Linked DNA regions of Homo sapiens: region 1 is linked to region 2. Evidence: chromatin loops called from intact Hi-C (ENCODE). Cell type or tissue: HCT116. All regions are shown on one strand. Links, peaks and the distances in the headings refer to the core of each region. The heading gives the core; the rest is flanking DNA. Region 1 has its middle 45 kb from the start of CPAP. Region 2 has its middle 68 kb from the start of PARP4.

Evidence for each region. Peaks named below come from ENCODE experiments on the same cell type or tissue, not always from the same donor. Only the 100,000 strongest peaks of a DNase experiment are listed, where the experiment ranks them.
Region 1: a loop joins it to region 2, with 16 times the contacts of the local background. A loop is called at or near these places in 12 of 110 quality-filtered maps.

The regions. Positions count from the first base shown.
Region 1 is chr13:24,963,696-24,972,690 of GRCh38, reverse strand. It overlaps the pseudogene TPTE2P1. Among named protein-coding and RNA genes, the nearest start is that of CPAP, 45 kb to the right of the region's middle. RefSeq lists an enhancer at 2,189-3,096. In HCT116, for the core only: a CTCF peak has its summit at 4,115 (motif pointing right); a DNase peak (open chromatin) is centred at 4,163; H3K4me3 peaks cover 988 bases; H3K27ac peaks cover 541 bases.
Region 2 is chr13:24,576,686-24,585,680 of GRCh38, reverse strand. It overlaps the pseudogene TPTE2P6. Among named protein-coding and RNA genes, the nearest start is that of PARP4, 68 kb to the right of the region's middle. In HCT116, for the core only: a CTCF peak has its summit at 5,162 (motif pointing left); a DNase peak (open chromatin) is centred at 5,200; H3K4me3 peaks cover 875 bases.

The DNA of each region.
Region 1 (8,995 bases), core at 293-8,292, 390 kb before region 2:
AATGAATTAGGGAAGAGTCCCTCCTCAATTTTTTAGAATAGTTTCAGTAGAACTGGTACCAGTTCTTCTTTGTATAGTTGATAGAATTCAGCTGTGAATACATCTGATCTGGGCCTTCTTGGTTCGTAGGTGTTTTTTTTTTCGAGATTGAGTCTTACTCTGTTGTCCAGGCTGGAGTGCAGTGGCATGATCTCGGCTCATTGCAACCTCTGCCTCCTGGGTTCAAGCAATTCTTCTGCCTCAGCCTCCCGAGTAGCTAGGATTACAGGCACCTGCCACCACACCAGGCTAATTTTTGTATTTTTAGTAGCAATGGGTTTTCACCATATTGGCCAGGCTGGTCTCAAACTCCTGACCTCGTGATCCGCCCACCCACCTCAGCTTCCCAAAATGCTGGGAGTTCTTTAGGTTTCTATTAGGTCCAATTGATCAAGTGTTGAATTTAAGTCCAGAATTTCTTTGTTAGTTTTCCGTCTTTATGATCTGTGTAATGTTATCAGTGGGGTGTTGAAGTCCCCTGACTATTGTGTGGCTAAGTCTTTTCATAGGTCTAGAAGTATCTGTTTTATTAACCTGGGTGAGCCAATGTTGGGTGCATATATATTTAGGATAGTTAAGGCTTCTTGTTGAATTGAACTCCGTATCATTATGTAATGCTCTTCTTTGTCCTTTTTTACTATTGTTGGTTTAAAGCTTGTTTTATCTGTTTTAGGAATAGTGACCCCTGCTCTTTTTTGTGTTTTGTTTGTGTGACAGATCTTTCTTCAACCCTTTACTTTGAACCTATTGGTGTTGTTACATGTGAGATGGGTCTCTTGAAGACAGCAGACAGATGGGTTTTGTTTTTTTAATCCAACTTGCCACTCTGTGACTTTATTTATTTATTTATTTATTTATTTATTTATTTATTTCAGAATCTCACTCTGTCATCAGGCTAGAGTGCAGTGGCATGATATTGGCTCACTGCAACCTCTGACTCCCAGGTTCAAGTGATTCTCCTGCCTCAGCCTCCTGAGTAGCTGGGATTATAGGCATGTGCCATCACGCCTGGCTAATTTTTATATTTTTAGTAGAGACAGGGTTTCACCACATTGGCCAGGATGGTCTCGATCTCCTGACCTTGTGATCTGCCTGCTTTGGCCTCCCAAAGTGCTGGGATTACAGGAATAGCCACCGCACCCAGCCCACTCTGTGACTTTTAAGTGGTGTGTTTACATTCAAGGTTACTATTGACATGTGAGCTTTTCACCCTATCATGAAATTGTTAGCTGGTTTTTTTGTACTTTCTATTGTATGGTTGTTTTATAGGGTCTGTGAGCTGTGTACTTAAGTGTGTTTTTATGATAGCAGGTATCATTCTTTCATTTCCATGTTTAGAACTCCCTTAGGCATCTCTTGTAAGACTGGTCTAGTGGTAATGAACTCTCTTGGCATTTGCTTCTCTAGAAAAATGTTTTTATGCTCCCTCTCCCTCTCCCTCTCTTTCCACGGTCTCCCTCTCCCTCTCCCTCTCTTTCCACGGTCTCCCTCTCATGCCGAGCCGAAGCTGGACTGTGCTGCTGCCATCTCGGCTCACTGCAACCTCCCTGCCTGATTCTCCTGCCTCAGCCTGCCCAGTGCCTGCGATTGCAGGCGCGCGCCGCCACGCCTGACGGGTTTTCGTATTTTTTTGGTGGAGACGGGGTTTCGCTGTGTTGGCCGGGCTGGTCTCCAGCTCCTAACCGCGAGTGATCCGCCAGCCTCGGCCTCCCGAGGTGCTGGGATTGCAGATGGAGTCTCGTTAACTCAGTGCTCAATGGTGCCCAGGCTGGAGTGCAGTGGCGTGATCTCGGCTACAACCTCCACCTCCCAGCCGCCTGCCTTGGCCCCCCAAAGTGCCGAGATTGCAGCCTCTGCCCGGCCGCTACCCCGTCTGGGAAGTGAGGTGCGTCTCTGCCTGGCCACCCATTGTCTGGGATGTGAGGAGCCCCTCTGCCTGGCTGCCCAGTCTGGAAAGTGAGGAGCGTCTCTGCCCGGCCGCCATCCCATCTAGGAAGTGAGGAGCGCCTCTTCCCGGCCGCCATCCCATCTAGGAAGTGAGGAGCGTCTCTGCCCGGCCGCCCATCGTCTGAGATGTGGGGAGCGCCTCTGCCCCGCTGCCCCGTCTGAGAAGTGAGGAGACCCTCCGCCCGGCAGCCGCCCCATCTGAGAAGTGAGGAGCCCCTCCGCCCGGCTGCCACCCCGTCTGGGAAGTGAGGAGCGTCTCCGCCCGGCAGCCACCCCGTCCGGAAGGGAGGTGGGGGGGTCAGCCCCCCGCCAGGCGAGACGCCCCGTCCGGGAGGGAGGTGGGGGGGTCAGCCCCCCGCCCGGCCAGCCGCCCCGTCCGGGAGGGAGGTAGGGGGGGGTCAGCCCCCTGCCCGGCCAGCCGCCCCGTCCGGGAGGTGAGGGGCGCCTCTGCCCGGCCACCCCTACTGGAAAGTGAGGAGCCCCTCTGCCCGGCCACCACCCCGTCTGGGAGGTGTACCCAACAGCTCATTGAGAACGGGCCATGATGACAGTGGCGGTTTTGTGGAATAGAAAAGGGGGAAAGGTGGGGAAAAGATTGAGAAATCGGATGGTTGCTGTGTCTGTGTAGAAAGAAGTAGACATGGGAGACTTTTCATTTTGTTCTGTACTAAGAAAAATTCTTCTGCCTTTGGATCCTGTTGATCTGTGACCTTACCCCCAACCCTGTGCTCTCTGAAACATGTGCTGTGTCCACTCAGGGTTAAATGGATTAAGGGCGGTGCAAGATGTGCTTTGTTAAACAGATGCTTGAAGGCAGCATACTCGTTAAGAGTCATCACCATTCCCTAATCTCAAGTACCCAGGGACACACACACTCTGCCTAGGAAAACCAGAGACCTTTGTTCACTTGTTTATCTGCTGACCTTCCCTCCACTATTGTCCTATGACCCTGCCAAATCCCCCTCTGCGAGAAACACCCAAGAATGATCAATAAAAAAAAATAAATAAAAAATAAATTTAAAAAAAAAAAAAAGAAAAATGTTTTTATTTCTCCTTCACTCATGAAGCTTAGTTTGGCAGGATATGAATCTGTTGATTATAATTTATTTTCTTTAACAATTCTGAAAATAGATCCCTCAATCTCTCCTGGCTTCTAAGGTTTCTGCTGAGAAGTCTGCTGTTATCCTGATGGGGCTACCTTTGTATGTGATCTGGCCTTTTTCTCCAGTGCCTTTAGGGCTTTTTCTTTGACAGTGACCTTGGACAGTCTGGTGAGTATATGCCTTGGTAATGTTCATTTTTTATAGTATCTCACAGGTGCTGTCTGGCTTTATTGTACTTAGATGTCTATCTAGCAAGATTCAATAAATTTTCTTGAATTATTCCATCAAATATGTTTTCCAGGCTGTTTTCTTTTTCTGTTTCTCTCTAGGGCATGCCAGTAATTCGTAGGTTTGATCACTTTACATAATCTCATATTTCTGACTTTCTTCACTTTTAAAAAATCTTTTTTCTTTATCTTTGTCTGACTGGATTAGTTCAAAAGACCAGTCTTCAAGCTCTGAAATTATGTTTTCTACTTTGTCCAGTCTATTGATAAAGCTTTCAGTTGTATTTTGAAGTTCCTTAAGTGAGTTTTTTTAATTCTAGAAGTTCTGATTGATTTCTTATTAAGATGTTTATCTCTTCCTTCATTTCCTGGATTGATGTAGAAGTTTCTTTTTGTTGATTTCAACCTTGAATCTCATTGAGCTTCCTTGCAACCCAAGCTTTGAAATGTTTATTGTCATCTCTGAGTTTTCATTTTGGCACGAAGCATTGCCAGAGAGCTAGTGTGATCCTTTGGTAGTGTCACTACATTCAGATTTCTCATGGTGCCAGAATTCTTGCGTGGGTCCCTCTCATCTGGAGATGCTAGCACTTCTAATTTGTGTAATTATTTTTGTTTGGGTAGGATTTTTTCTTTTTCTTTCCTTTTCTATAATATTATTGTTATTTTTTTTCTTCTTTCCCTTTCCCTCCTCTCTAGGGGGTGTGGCTGTAGAGCATGCTGGGTAGGGTCTTTTGGCTTTGCTTCTGTAGCCCTATGCACTTCTGCCAGCAGGTTTTATATTGGGTGTGTGGTTTGACCTACAAGCCAGTAGATGGCGCCATGGGTAAGAGCTGGCTGTTGCCAGTGCTGCTGGCTGTGTACTTGATCCTTGTTTATTGGGAGGAGCTCTCTGCTGCCCCAGGAATGGGCTGATTTCCTGAGTACACATTAATCTGAGCTCCCTCAGCCCTAGGGGTAGGGGGATTGGGGGCACAAGATGGGTGGAGCCAGATAGGGAAGATTCCCCCAGTGTTGTCCTGCTCCCAGTCCAGGTTTGGGACAATGCCGGCAGCGTTTCCCTGTGTCTTTCCCCCACAAAGTCTCCAAGTCTTTCCTCAAATGATCGTCAAGGTTTGGGAGAAACAATCTCTTCCTCTGCCCGGGTTGCGTGGATCTCCAGTGGAAAGGTGAGACAGAGGGATGCTGTCTGCCTCTCTCACATACTGAGGCTTCACTCACTTTTATCAGTCAAATGCTGTCCTGAGGGCTGCTTGCCTGCAATGTCCTCCCCAGGATCTGGGATGTCCTTCATCATTCTGGGGAATTGCCATTTTCTTTCTTGAATTAAAGCTCACAGAGTTGGTCTTTATGTACTTGCTTGCTATTTCCAAATGACTGAGGCATGCTAAAAGCCTGTAATCTGCCATCTTGGAAAAAAATCCTTGCATCCTTAAGAGAAATGGCACTTGGTGTTGATACATGGTGTTTCTACGTTGCTGAATTCACTTTGAAAATATATGTATATTTTAAAATCTACATTTATATGTGAGACTGGTGTAAAAATATCCTACTGTATTTGTGCAATTTTGGAATCAGTTATATTAATGTACTCAATGAGTTGGGAATTTTTCTTTTTTACTATTATCCAAAAAAATTATAAAAGACATAATTGTTGCTTTCTTACAGATTTAGTAAAAACCTCATCGTGTCCTTTTATGGAGAGATGGTGAGAGATATTTTTACTGTAAATGTAATTTGCGTATTTTTCACCTGTGAGGCAGAGGTTGCAATGAGCCAAGATTGTGCCACTGCACTCCAGCCTGCGTGACACAAGACCCTGTCTCAAAAAAAAGAAAAATCAACTTAAAATGCACTCCTTGAATATTTCTGAGTGTATTTTTATACCACGTATGTTCCTTGAAATACTTTTCTTTTCTAGGAAGAACCGGAACTATGGTTTGTGCCTGCCTTATTGCCTCCAAAATATTTTTAACTGCAGAGGTATGAAAGATGTTCTACAAAATTTGTCTTATGATGATTGAGTTTGCTAGTTCTGAAACATCGCTGGTAGGACGTTAAGATGATTATTTGATTCATGGTGCTTAGTAAAACTGTAATTAGAGAAGCAGTTTTTAGAAAGTCTGTTTTTGATACTTTCTTGTTTAATGTGCACTAGTTAGTAGCTGACTGCAGAATCTCTTTGGGCCAGGACTAGAGTGAGGTCAATGAGGTGCAACATTTAAGGGAATGCTAAAAATTGTAATAATTAAAATAAATAATTTTAACGCAATATTTTAATAAAAATTAATGCAAAATATCTATGCTGTATACAATATCAACATTTTAAATAAAGACAAGACCTGATGGGGCAGGATTAAGGTGAGGGGAGTAAAGCCATGTTACACAGAAAAAAAATTCAGTAATCAAGATACTTCCCTCACTTCACCTGGCTCTGCTCTTACTCCTGCCAGTACCATGACTTCTTCCTTCCTCGTGAGAATAGTATCAAGCTTAATTAGATAAATTCTCCAAAGAGCCTTGCCCATCCTCACAACTCTTAGGTAGATAAAAAGCAACATTTCACAACTCAAAACAAAGCCTCTCCTGAATGTAAATATCTTTGCTTAGTCAATACATGTGGAGTCTGTGACCTCTAGAAATTTCTGATAAGACAAGGTGGGCTGTTTCCACTTAAAGCAGAGTTCTCAATCATTTTTCTTTCTGCCATTTTCTTGCTGAGATGCTACCATTTCCAGCAGCTCTGCTCGAGTTGTTTGGCCTGCAGTCTAGGGAAGAGGTGGTGGTTGTGCACAATGCCCAGCACTCCCATTCCACCACCTTTGCTTTCTCTAATTTGAGATACAAAGATTTTGAAAATGGGTGTTCTAGGATGGTGTTTTTCAAGCTATGGATCATGATTTATCAGTGAGTTGTAAAATAAAGTTACTGGGTTGTAACTGACATCTTTTAAAAATAAAATGGAATAGAGCAGAATAGAAAATATCAAAAGGTTTAAATATTGGGGGGTGTGTGTGTGTGTGTGTGTGTGTGTGTGTGTGTGTGTGTGTGTGTGTCTCCTAGGTTTATTAATGTGGATTGCAGCTTAAAAAACAAAAGGTTTGAAAGTCATTGACAGCCATTGATCCGGAGCCCTAGACTGAGATCCAGGGACCTGTATTCCAGACCTGTGCTGCTTCTAACTGGCTGCAGCATCTCCTTGGCAGGTTGCTTGGTTTTCTTTTGGTTTCAGTGTTGTCATTTGTAATATGGAAAGAAGGGTTGGACCAGATGCTTTCTAAGGTCTTTCCAGCTCTAAAATTTTATGAATGTATGAATCCTTGAATGAGAGAAGTCCTAATTTTGTTATTTTCGGTAGCTTCTGCCCAAAGATCACTCGGCCGGGCACGGGTGGCTCACGCCTGTAATCCCAGCACTTTGGGAGGCTGAGGCAGGTGGATCTCTTGACGTCAGGAGTTTGAGAGCAGCCTGGCCAACATGGTGAAACCCCTATCTCTACTAAAAATACAAAAAATTAGCTGGGCATGGTGGTACACACCTGTAGTCTCAGCTACTCAGAAGGCTGAGGCAGTAGAATCACTTGAACCCAGGAGGCAGAGGTTGCAGTGAGCTTAGATCCTGCCACTGTACTCCAGTCTGGGTTACAGAGCAAGACTCTACCAAAAAACAAACAAACAAACAAACAAAATCACTGACTTTAGGAAAGAAGGTAGGCGTAGAAACCCTAAGGGTACCTAATATAGGAAAGGAAAGAGTGCAGATGAACCATGGTTGGATTGTACCCTTTTTTGCAGGAAAGCCTGTATTATTTTGGAGAAAGGCAAACAGATAAAACCCACAGCAGTAAATTTCAGGGACTAGAAACTCCTTCTCAGGTAAGTTTTCTTTTTAAAAATGGGAGTTTTTTTTTTAGGGGAGTGGGTTAAGATTGCCACCTGTTATTTGGTTTCACTTTAGACTCTTCTCCTTTGGTGATCAGGCAGCAGCAGTTGGGTGCCCTGCAACAGGCCTTGGTCCCTCCCTGAGTCTGAGGGTCACGCTTTAGGTGCTGCCCACATGCTGGGGACTCTGGCTTCTCCTCAGAGAATCCTGCTTTCTATTCTATACTGGTTATTGTTTATGGAGCTCAGGAGTTGATTATTTTCCCAAAGTAGGAAGGTCCAGTACCCAAGGCTCCAGGACCCTGAAGTGTATCTAAAATCACCAGCCTTTGATTTCAATGTAAAAAAGATCCAAGTCTTTCACAAACCCTTACTAGGGCAATTCAACCCTTGCAGAACATTACAAAGACTGTTTTTGGATGACTCCTGGTGTGTGTGTGTGTGTGTGTGTGTGTGTGTGTGTGTGTGTCTTTTCTGTGTGTTGTGGGGGAGGTGTATTTTAAAAGAGAAAATAAAAGGAGAAATAAACTTTTCAAAACCCCTTCTGTATCCCAGACAGTATTGCACTTTTACATATATCATTTAATACCCATAACACCTATATGAAATATACACTGTTACTCTGTTTTTTCTTTTAGAAACATTTTGTTATAGAGAATTTTAATCATATACAAAAGTCCAGAGAATCATACAATATATCCACATATAGTCGTCACATTGCTGCAACAGTCATTTCAGCCGGCAGCCAGCCACATTTCATCCGTTCTTTCCCACTCCACTCACACCCCTCAACCCCACTCTCCACTCTTGCTTTCCCTAAATCTGAGTTATTTTAAAGGAAATTTCAGTCATCAGATCATTTTATCCCACAGCATTTTATGACATTTAAGTACTCTTAAAACAACAACAAAAAACCTTAACACTTTTTATCATATCTAAAAATATTATACCTTAAAAATCCTTCATATCAAATTTGTACTCCATGTTTGTTTCCAAAATTGTCTTAAAATCTTTGAAAATTTAGTTTGTTTAATCAGAATTCAAACAAAGTCCACACATTTCATTTGGTTGCTGTGTCTCCTAAGTCTCTTTTAAGAATCTGAGTTTATAGATTTCTCACCATTTTTTATTACTTGTAATTTGTTTATTGCAGAAACCAGGATGTTTATCCTATAGCATTTACAACATTCTAGACTTTGCTGAACTATTCTAAGAGTTCTATATTCACTATCTCATTTAATATTCTCAGTAACTCTATGAGTAGGCACTACTATGATTCTCATCTTATAAATTAGAAAATTGAGGTTCATAGAAAGTAACTTTTGAACCAAGGACTGAAATCTAGATGTCAGTCTCTGAAGCCCTTTTTGTGCACAGCTTCTCATTTATATTGCCTTTTCTATATTGCCCCTGAAACTGAAGTGAGAGTGGGTTGGGAATTCCGAAATGGATTTGGATGTGGCTGTAAATGAGTTTTTCTTTAAGTGGTGGGAGCTGAGTAAGTACTCTTGGCCCCGTTAGAAGAACACTCTAACTACTGGCCCTAAACCTTTAGTTTGGGCCAGAAGAACTCAGCCTTATCCACTGATACTTTTCTCCCACACCCAAGCCCAAAACAAAACAAAACAAAACAAAGATATTCATAGACCCTAAGCTAAAAGTGATAAGTGAATTTACTGAAGTGCAGCCCTAATCATGCCATTTCCATGCTCAAAATCCATACTATGTCCCCACTGCCAATGGCAATAAACTAAACGTTTCAACCTGGCACTCAAGAGCCACAGTTTGACTTTTCCAA
Region 2 (8,995 bases), core at 705-8,704:
AGAAAAGGGTGGAAAGATGGGTAAGCCATGGGCTTTGCCTTTAAAGGGGATACAGAAGTCACCACTTCAAATAACTAGAGAATGATGCAAAGTGATGTAGTCTCTAAAAGAAACACAAAGGGCTCTAAGAATTGAAAAAGCAAGAGACTACTTCAGGCTGAGAAGGGAAAGGGACTCTAGGAAAAGGGGGCATGAGCAACGGCATGAGGGTATCAAGTGTCCATAGGCTGGGAAAGAGCACACAGTCTAAATGTGTTGGAGTATGGGATGTGTGCATGCACATAGTGGAAGAGAAGGTTGGAAAAGTCAAAGTGTGGCTCTTGAGTGCCAGGTTGAAACGTTTAGTTTATTGCCATTGGCAGTGGGGACATAGTATGGATTTTGAGCATGGAAATGGCATGATTAGGGCTGCACTTCAGTAAATTCACCTATCACTTTTAGCTTAGGGTCTATGAATATCTTTGTTTTGTTTTGTTTTGTTTTGGGCTTGGGTGTGGGAGAAAAGTATCAGTGGATAAGGCTGAGTTCTTCTGGCCCAAACTAAAGGTTTAGGGCCGGTAGTTAGAGTGTTCTTCTAACGGGGCCAAGAGTACTTACTCAGCTCCCACCACTTAAAGAAAAACTCATTTACAGCCACATCCAAATCCATTTCGGAATTCCCAACCCACTCTCACTTCAGTTTCAGGGGCAATATAGAAAAGGCAATATAAATGAGAAGCTGTGCACAAAAAGGGCTTCAGAGACTGACATCTAGATTTCAGTCCTTGGTTCAAAAGTTACTTTCTCTGAACCTCAATTTTCTAATTTATAAGATGAGAATGACAGTAGTGCCTACTCATAGAGTTATTGAGAATATTAAATGAGATAGTGAATATTAGAATAGTTCAGCAAAGTCTAGAATGTTGTAAATGCTATAGGATAAACATCCTGGTTTCTGCAATAAACAAATTACAAGTAATAAAAAATGGTGAGAAATCTATGAACTTAGATTCTTAAAAGAGACTTAGGAGACACAGCAACCAAATGAAATGTGTGGACTTTGTTTGAATTCTGATTAAACAAACTAAATTTTCAAAGATTTTAAGACAATTCTGGAAACAAACATGGACTACAAATTTGATATGAAGGATTTTTAAGGTATAATATTTTTAGATATGATAAAAAGTGTTAAGGTTTTTTGTTGTTGTTTTAAGAGTACTTAAATGTCATACTAAAATGCTATGGGATAAAATGATCTGACGACTGAAATTTCCTTTAAAATAACTCAGATTTAGGGAAAGCAAGAGTGGAGAGTGGGGTTGAGGGGTGTGAGTGGAGTGGGAAAGAACGGATGAAATGTGGCTGGCTGCCGGCTGAAATGACTGTTGCAGCAATGTGACGACTATATGTGGATATATTGTATGATGCTCTGGACTTTTGTATATGATTAAAATTTTCCATAACAAAATGTTTCTAAAAGAAAAAACAGAGTAACAGTGTATATTTCATATAGGTGTTATGGGTATTAAATGAGATACGTAAAAGTGCAATACTGTCTGGTATACAGAAGGGGTTTTGAAAAGTTTATTTCTCCTTTTATTTTCTCTTTTAAAATACACCTCCCCCACAACACACAGAAAATACACACACACACACACACACACACACACACACACACACACAACCATGAGTCATCCAAAAACAGTTCTTTGTGATGTTTTGCAAGGGTTGAATTGCCCAAGTAAGGGTTTGTGAAAGACTTGGATCTTTTTTACATTGAAATCAAAGGCTGGTGATTTTAGACACACTTCAGAGTCCTGGAGCCTTGGGTACTGGACCTTCCTACTTTGGGAAAATAATCAACTCCTGAGCTCCATAAACAATAACCAGTATAGAATAGAAAGCAGGATTCTCTGAGGAGAAGCCAGAGTCCCCAGCATGTGGGCAGCACCTAAAGCGTGACCCTCAGACTCAGGGAGGGACCAAGGCCTGTTGCAGGGCACCCAACTGCTGCTGCCTGATCACCAAAGGAGAAGAGTCTAAAATGAAACCAAATAACAGCTGGCAATCTTAACCCACTCCCCTAAAAAAACCTCCCATTTTTAAAAAGAAAACTTACCTGAGAAGGAGTTTCTAGTCCCTGAAATTTACTGCTGTGCGTTTTATCTGTTCGCCTTTCTCCAAAATAATACAGGCTTTCCTGCAAAAAAGGGTACAATCCAACCATGGTTCATCTGCACTCTTTCCTTTCCTATATTAGGTACCCTTAGGGTTTCTACACCCACCTTCTTTCCTAAAGTCAGTGATTTTGTTTGTTTGTTTGTTTGTTTTTTGGTAGAGTCTTGCTCTGTAACCCAGACTGGAGTACAGTAGCAGGATCTAAGCTCACTGCAACCTCTGCCTCCTGGGTTCAAGTGATTCTACTGTCTCAGCCTTCTGAGTAGCTGGGACTACAGGTGTGTACCACCATGCCCAGCTAATTTTTTGGATTTTTAGTAGAGATAGGGGTTTCACCATGTTGGCCAGGCTGCTCTCAAACTCCTGACCTCAAGAGATCCACCTGCCTCAGCCTCCCAAAGTGCTGGGATTACAGGTGTGAGCCACCTGTGCCCGGCCGAGTGATCTTTGGGCAGAGGTTAGTGAAAATAACAAAATTAGGACTTCTCTCATTCAAGGATTCATACATTCATAAAATTTTAGAGCTGGAAAGACCTTAGAAAGCATCTGGTCCAACCCTTCTTTCCATATTACAAATGACAACACTGAGACCAAAAGAAAACCAAGCAACCTGCCAAGGAGATGCTGCAGCCAGTTAGAAGCAGCAGCACAGCAGATACAGGTCCCTGGATCTCAGTCTAGGGCTCTGGATCAATGGCTGTCAATGACTTTCAAACCTTTTGTTTTTTAAGCTGCAATCCACATTAATAAACCTAGGAGACACACACACACACACACCCCAATATTTAAACCTTTTGATATTTTCTATTCTGCTCTATTCCATTTTATTTTTAAAAGATGTCAGTTACAACCCAGTAACTTTATTTTACAACTCACTGATAAATCATGATCCATAGCTTGAAAAACACCATCCTAGAACACCCATTTTCAAAATCTGTGTATCTCAAATCAGAGAAAGCAAAGGTGGTGGAATGGGAGTGCTGGGCATTGTGCACAACCACCACCTCTTCCCTAGACTGCAGGCCAAACAACTCGAGCAGAGCTGCTGGAAATGGTAGCATCTCAGCAAGAAAATGGCAGAAAGAAAAATGACTGAGAACTCTGCTTTAAGTGGAAACAGCCCACCTTGTCTTATCAGAAATTTCTAGAGGTCACAGACTCCACATGTATTGACTAAGCAAAGATACTTACATTCAGGAGAGGCTTTGTTTTGAGTTGTGAAATGTTGCTTTTTATCTACCTAAGAGTTGTGAGGATGGGCAAGGCTCTTTGGAGAATTTATCTAATTAAGCTTGATACTATTCTCACGAGGAAGGAAGAAGACATGGTACTGGCAGGAGTAAGAGCAGAGCCAGGTGAAGTGAGGGAAGCATCTTGATTACTGAATGTTTTTTTCTGTGTAACATGGCTTTACACCCCGCACCTTAATCCTGCCCCATCAGGTCTTGTCTTTATTTAAAATGTTGATATTGTATACATCATAGATTTTTTTACGTTAATTTTTATTAAAATATTGTGTTAAAATTATTTATTTTAATTATTACAATTTTTAGCATTCCCTTAAATGTTGCACCTCATTGACCTCACTCTAGTCCTTGCCCAAAGAGATTCTGAGGTCAGCTACTAACTAGTGCACGTTAAACAAGAAAGTATCAAAAACAGACTTTCTAAAAACTGCTTCTCTAATTACAATTTTACTAAGCACCATGACTCAAATAACACCTTAACGTCCTACCAGTGATGTTTCAGAACTAGCAAACTCAATCATCATAAGACAAAGTTTGTAGAACATCTTTCATACCTCTGCAGTTAAAAATATTTCGGAGGCAATAAGGAAGGCACAAATCATAGTTCCGGTTCTTCCTAGAAAAGAAAAGAAGTTAGTTCAAGGAACATACGTGGTATAAAAATACACTCAGAAATATTCAAGGAGTGCATTTTAAGTTGATTTTCTTTCTTTTTTTTGAGACAGGGTCTTGCTGTGTCACGCAGGCTGGAGTGCAGTGGCACAATCTTGGCTCATTGCAACCTCTGCCTCACAGGTGAAAAATACGCAAGTTACATTTACAGTAAAAATATCTCTCACCATCGCTCCACAAAAGGACACGATGAGGTTTTTACTAAATCTATAAGAAAGCAACAATTATGTCTTTTATAATTTTTTTGGATAATAGTAAAAAAGAAAAATTGCCAACTCATTTAGTATATTAATATAACTGATTCCAAAATTGCACAAATACAGTAGAATAAAAGATATTTTTACACCAGTCTCACATATAAATGTAGATTTTAAAATATACATATATTTTCAAAGTGAATTCAGCAATGTAGAAACACCATGTATCAACACCAAGTGCCATTTCTCTTAAGGATGCAAGGATGTTTTTTCCAAGATGGCAGATTACAGGCTTTTAGCATGCCTCAGTCATTTGGAAATAGCAAGCAAGTACATAAAGACCAACTCTGTGAGCTTTAATTCAAGAAAGGAAATGGCAATTCCCCGGAATTATGAAGGACATCCCAGATCTTGCGGAGGACATTGCAGGCAAGCAGCCCTCAGGACAGCATTCGACTGATAGAAGTGAGTGAAGCCTCAGTAAGTGAGAGAGGCAGACAGCATCCCTCTGTCTCACCTTTCCACTGGAGATCCACGCAACCCGGGCAGAGGAAGAGATTGTTTCTCCCAAGCCTTGGAGCTCATTTGAGGAGAGACTTGGAGACTTTGTGGGGGAAAGACACAGGGAAACGCTGCCGGCATTGTCCCAAACCTGGACTGGGAGCAGGACAACACTGGGGGAATCTTCCCTATCTGGCTCCACCCATCTTGTGCCCCCAATCCCCCTACCCCTAGGGCTGAGGGAGCTCAGATTAATGTGTACTCAGGAAATCAGCCCTTTGCCTGGGGCAGGAGAGAGCTCCTCCCAATAAACAAGGATCAAGTACACAGCCAGCAGCACTGGCAACAGCCAGCTCTTACCCATGGCGCCATCTACTGGCTTGTAGGTCAAACCACACACCCAATATAAAACCTGCTGGCAGAAGTGCATTAGGGCTACAGAAGCAAAGCCAAAAGACCCTACCCAGCATGCTCTACAGCCACACCCCTAGGGAGGAGGGAAAGGGAAAGAAGAAAAAAATAACAATAATATTATAGAAAAGGAAAGAAAAAGAAAAAATCCTACCCAAACAAAAATAATTACACAAATTAGAAGTGCTAGCATCTCCAGATGAGAAGGACCCACACAAGAATTCTAGCACCATGAGAAATCTGAATGTAGTGACACTACCAAAGGATCACACTAGCTCTCTGGCAATGCTTCGTACCAAAATGAAAACTCAGAGATAACAATAAACATTTCAAAACTTGGGTTGCAAGGAAGCTCAATGAGATTCAAGGTTGAAATCAACAAAAAGAAACTTCTACATCAATCCGGGAAATGAAGGAAGAGATAAACATCTTAATAAGAAATCAATCAGAACTTCTAGAATTAAAAAAACTCACTTAAGGAATTTCAAAATACAACTGAAAGCTTTATCAATAGACTGGACAAAGTAGAAAACATAATTTCAGAGCTTGAAGACTGGTCTTTTGAACTAATCCAGTCAGACAAAGATAAAGAAAAAAGATTTTTTAAAAGTGAAGAAAGTCAGAAATATGAGATTATGTAAAGTGATCAAACCTACGAATTACTGGCATGCCCTAGAGAGAAAGAGAAAAAGAAAACAGCCTGGAAAACATATTTGATGGAATAATTCAAGAAAATTTCTTGAATCTTGCTAGATAGACATCTAAGTACAGTAAAGCCAGACAGCACCTGTGAGATACTATAAAAAATGAACATTACCAAGGCATATACTCACCAGACTGTCCAAGGTCACTGTCAAAGAAAAAGCCCTAAAGGCACTGGAGAAAAAGGCCAGATCACATACAAAGGTAGCCCCATCAGGATAACAGCAGACTTCTCAGCAGAAACCTTACAAGCCAGCAGAGATTGAGGTATCTATTTTCAGAATTCTTGAAGAAAATAAATTATAATCAAAAGATTCATATCCTGCCGAACTAAGCTTCATGAGTGAAGGAGAAATAAAAACATTTTTCTAGAGAAGCAAATGCCAAGAGAGTTCATTACCACTAGACCAGTCTTACAAAAGATGCCTAAGGGAGTTCTAAACATGGAAATGAAAGAATGATACCTGCTATCATAAAAACACACTTAAGTACATAGCTCACAGACCCTATAAAACAACCACACAATAGAAATTACAAAAAAACCAGCTAACAATTTCATGATAGGGTGAAAAGCTCACATGTCAATAGTAACCTTGAATGTAAACACACCACTTAAAAGTCACAGAGTGGGCTGGGTGCGGTGGCTATTCCTGTAATCCCAGCATTTTGGGAGGCCAAGGTGGGTAGATCACGAGGTCAGGAGATCGAGACCATCCTGGCCAATGTAGAGAAACCCTGTCTCTACTAAAAATATAAAAATTAGCCAAGCATGATGGCACATGCCTATAATCCCAGCTACTCAGGAGGCTGAGGCAGGAGAAGCACTTGAACTCAGGAGTCAGAGGTTGCTGTGAGCCAATATCATGCCACTGCACTCTAGCCTGATGACAGAGAGAGATTCTGAAAAAAAAAAGAAAGAAAGAAAGAAAGAAAGAAAGAAAGAAAGAAAGAAAGAAAGAAAGAAAGAAAGGTCACAGAGTGGAAATTGGATTAAAAAAACAAAACCCATCTGTCTGCTGTCTTCAAGAGACCCATCTCACATGTAACAACACCAATAGGTTCAAAGTAAAGGGTTGAAGAAAGATCTATCGCACAAACAAAACACAAAAAAGAGCAGGGGTCACTATTCCTAAAACAGATAAAACAGGCTTTAAACCAACAATAGTAAAAAAAGACAAAGAAGAGCATTACATAATGATACGGAGTTCAATTCAACAAGAAGCCTTAACTATCCTAAATATATATGCACCCAACATTGGCTCACCCAGGTTAATAAAACAGATACCTCTAGACCTATGAAAAGACTTAGCCACACAACAATAGTCAGGGGACTTCAACACCCCACTGATAACATCACACAGATCATAAAGACGGAAAACTAACACAGAAATTCTGGACTTAAATTCAACACTTGACCAATTGGACCTAATAGAAACCTAAAGAACTCCCAGCATTTTGGGAAGCTGAGGCGGGTGGGTGGATCACGAGGTCAGGAGTTTGAGACCAGTCTGGCCAATATGGTGAAAACCCATTGCTACTAAAAATACAAAAATTAGCCAGGTGTGGTGGCAGGTGCCTGTAATCTTAGCTACTCAGGAGGCTGAGGCAGGAGAATTGCTTGAACCCAGGAGGTGGAGTCTGACAAAGGTCTAATATCCAGAATCTATAAGGAACTTAAAGAAATTTACAAGCAAAAAACGTCATTAAAAAAAAAAGGGCAAAGGACATGAACAGACACTTCTCAAAAGAAGACATACACACAGCTAACAAACATGAAAAAGCGCTCAACATCACTGATCCTAGAGAAATGCAAATCAAAACTACAATGTGATACCATCTCATACCAGTCAGAATGGCTATTATTAAAAAGCCAAAAAATAGATGCTGGCAAAGTTGCAGAGGAAAGGGAATGCTTATACACTACTGGTGGATATGTAAATTAGTTCAGCCATTATGGAAAGCAGTTTGGTGATTTCTCAAAGAACTTGAGAATTACCCTGTGACCCAGCAATCCTATTACTGAGTATATACCCACAGGAATATAAATATCATTCTACCATGAAGACACATGCATGCATATGTTCATCGCAGCACTATTCACAATAGCAAACACACAGAATTGACCTAGGTGCCCATCAATGGTGAACTGAATTAAAAAAATGTGGCACACATATACCATGGAATACTATGCAGCCCTAAAATAAAAACAAGATCATGCACTTTGCAGTAATATGAATGGAGCTGGAGGCCATCCAGATCCAGCTTAAAAATTATTCTAAGCAAACTAACACAGGAACAGGAAACCAAATACCACATGTTCTCACTTATAAGTGGGAGTTAAACATTGAGTACACATGAACACAAATATGGGAACAACAGACATTGGGTCCTACTTGAGGGTTGGAGGCTGGAGGATGGTGAGTATCAAAAAGCTACCTATCAGGTACTATGCTTATCACCTGAGTGACAAAACAATCCGTACATCAAACCCCTATGACACAAAATTTACATATATAACAAACCTGCACATGTACCCTTGAACCTAAAAGTTAAAAATTAAATAAATGTGTATACAAAAAAATAAACGGGATTTAGGCATGTCTATTTATATATAAAAATGGAGCTACTAGCATAGTCATGAACCAACTGAATTATATCTCAGTATGTCAAAATGGTTAATATTTATGTAAAGATAATGAGAAGAGAAAATATTTCAGGTCAGATTTGGGATTTTACATGAAATTATTACTGCTGGGAAACCAACAGATTACATATCAGATGGATCCCAGGAGACATGTGAGGACTGACACAATGTGGAATAAACATTAAAAAAAGGCCAGGCATGGTGTCTCATGCCTGTAATCTCAGCACTTTGGGAGGCTTAGGCAGGCAGATTGTCTGAGATCAGGAGTTCGAAACTAGCCTGGCCAACATGGCAAAACCCCATCTCTACAAAAACAGAAAAATTAGCTGGGTATGGTAGTGTGTGCCTATAATCCCAGCCAATCAGGACGCTGAGGGATAAGAATTGCTTGAACCCAGGAGGCAGAGGTTGCAGTGAGCCAAGATGGCACCACTGCACTCCAGCCTGGGCAACAGAGACAGACT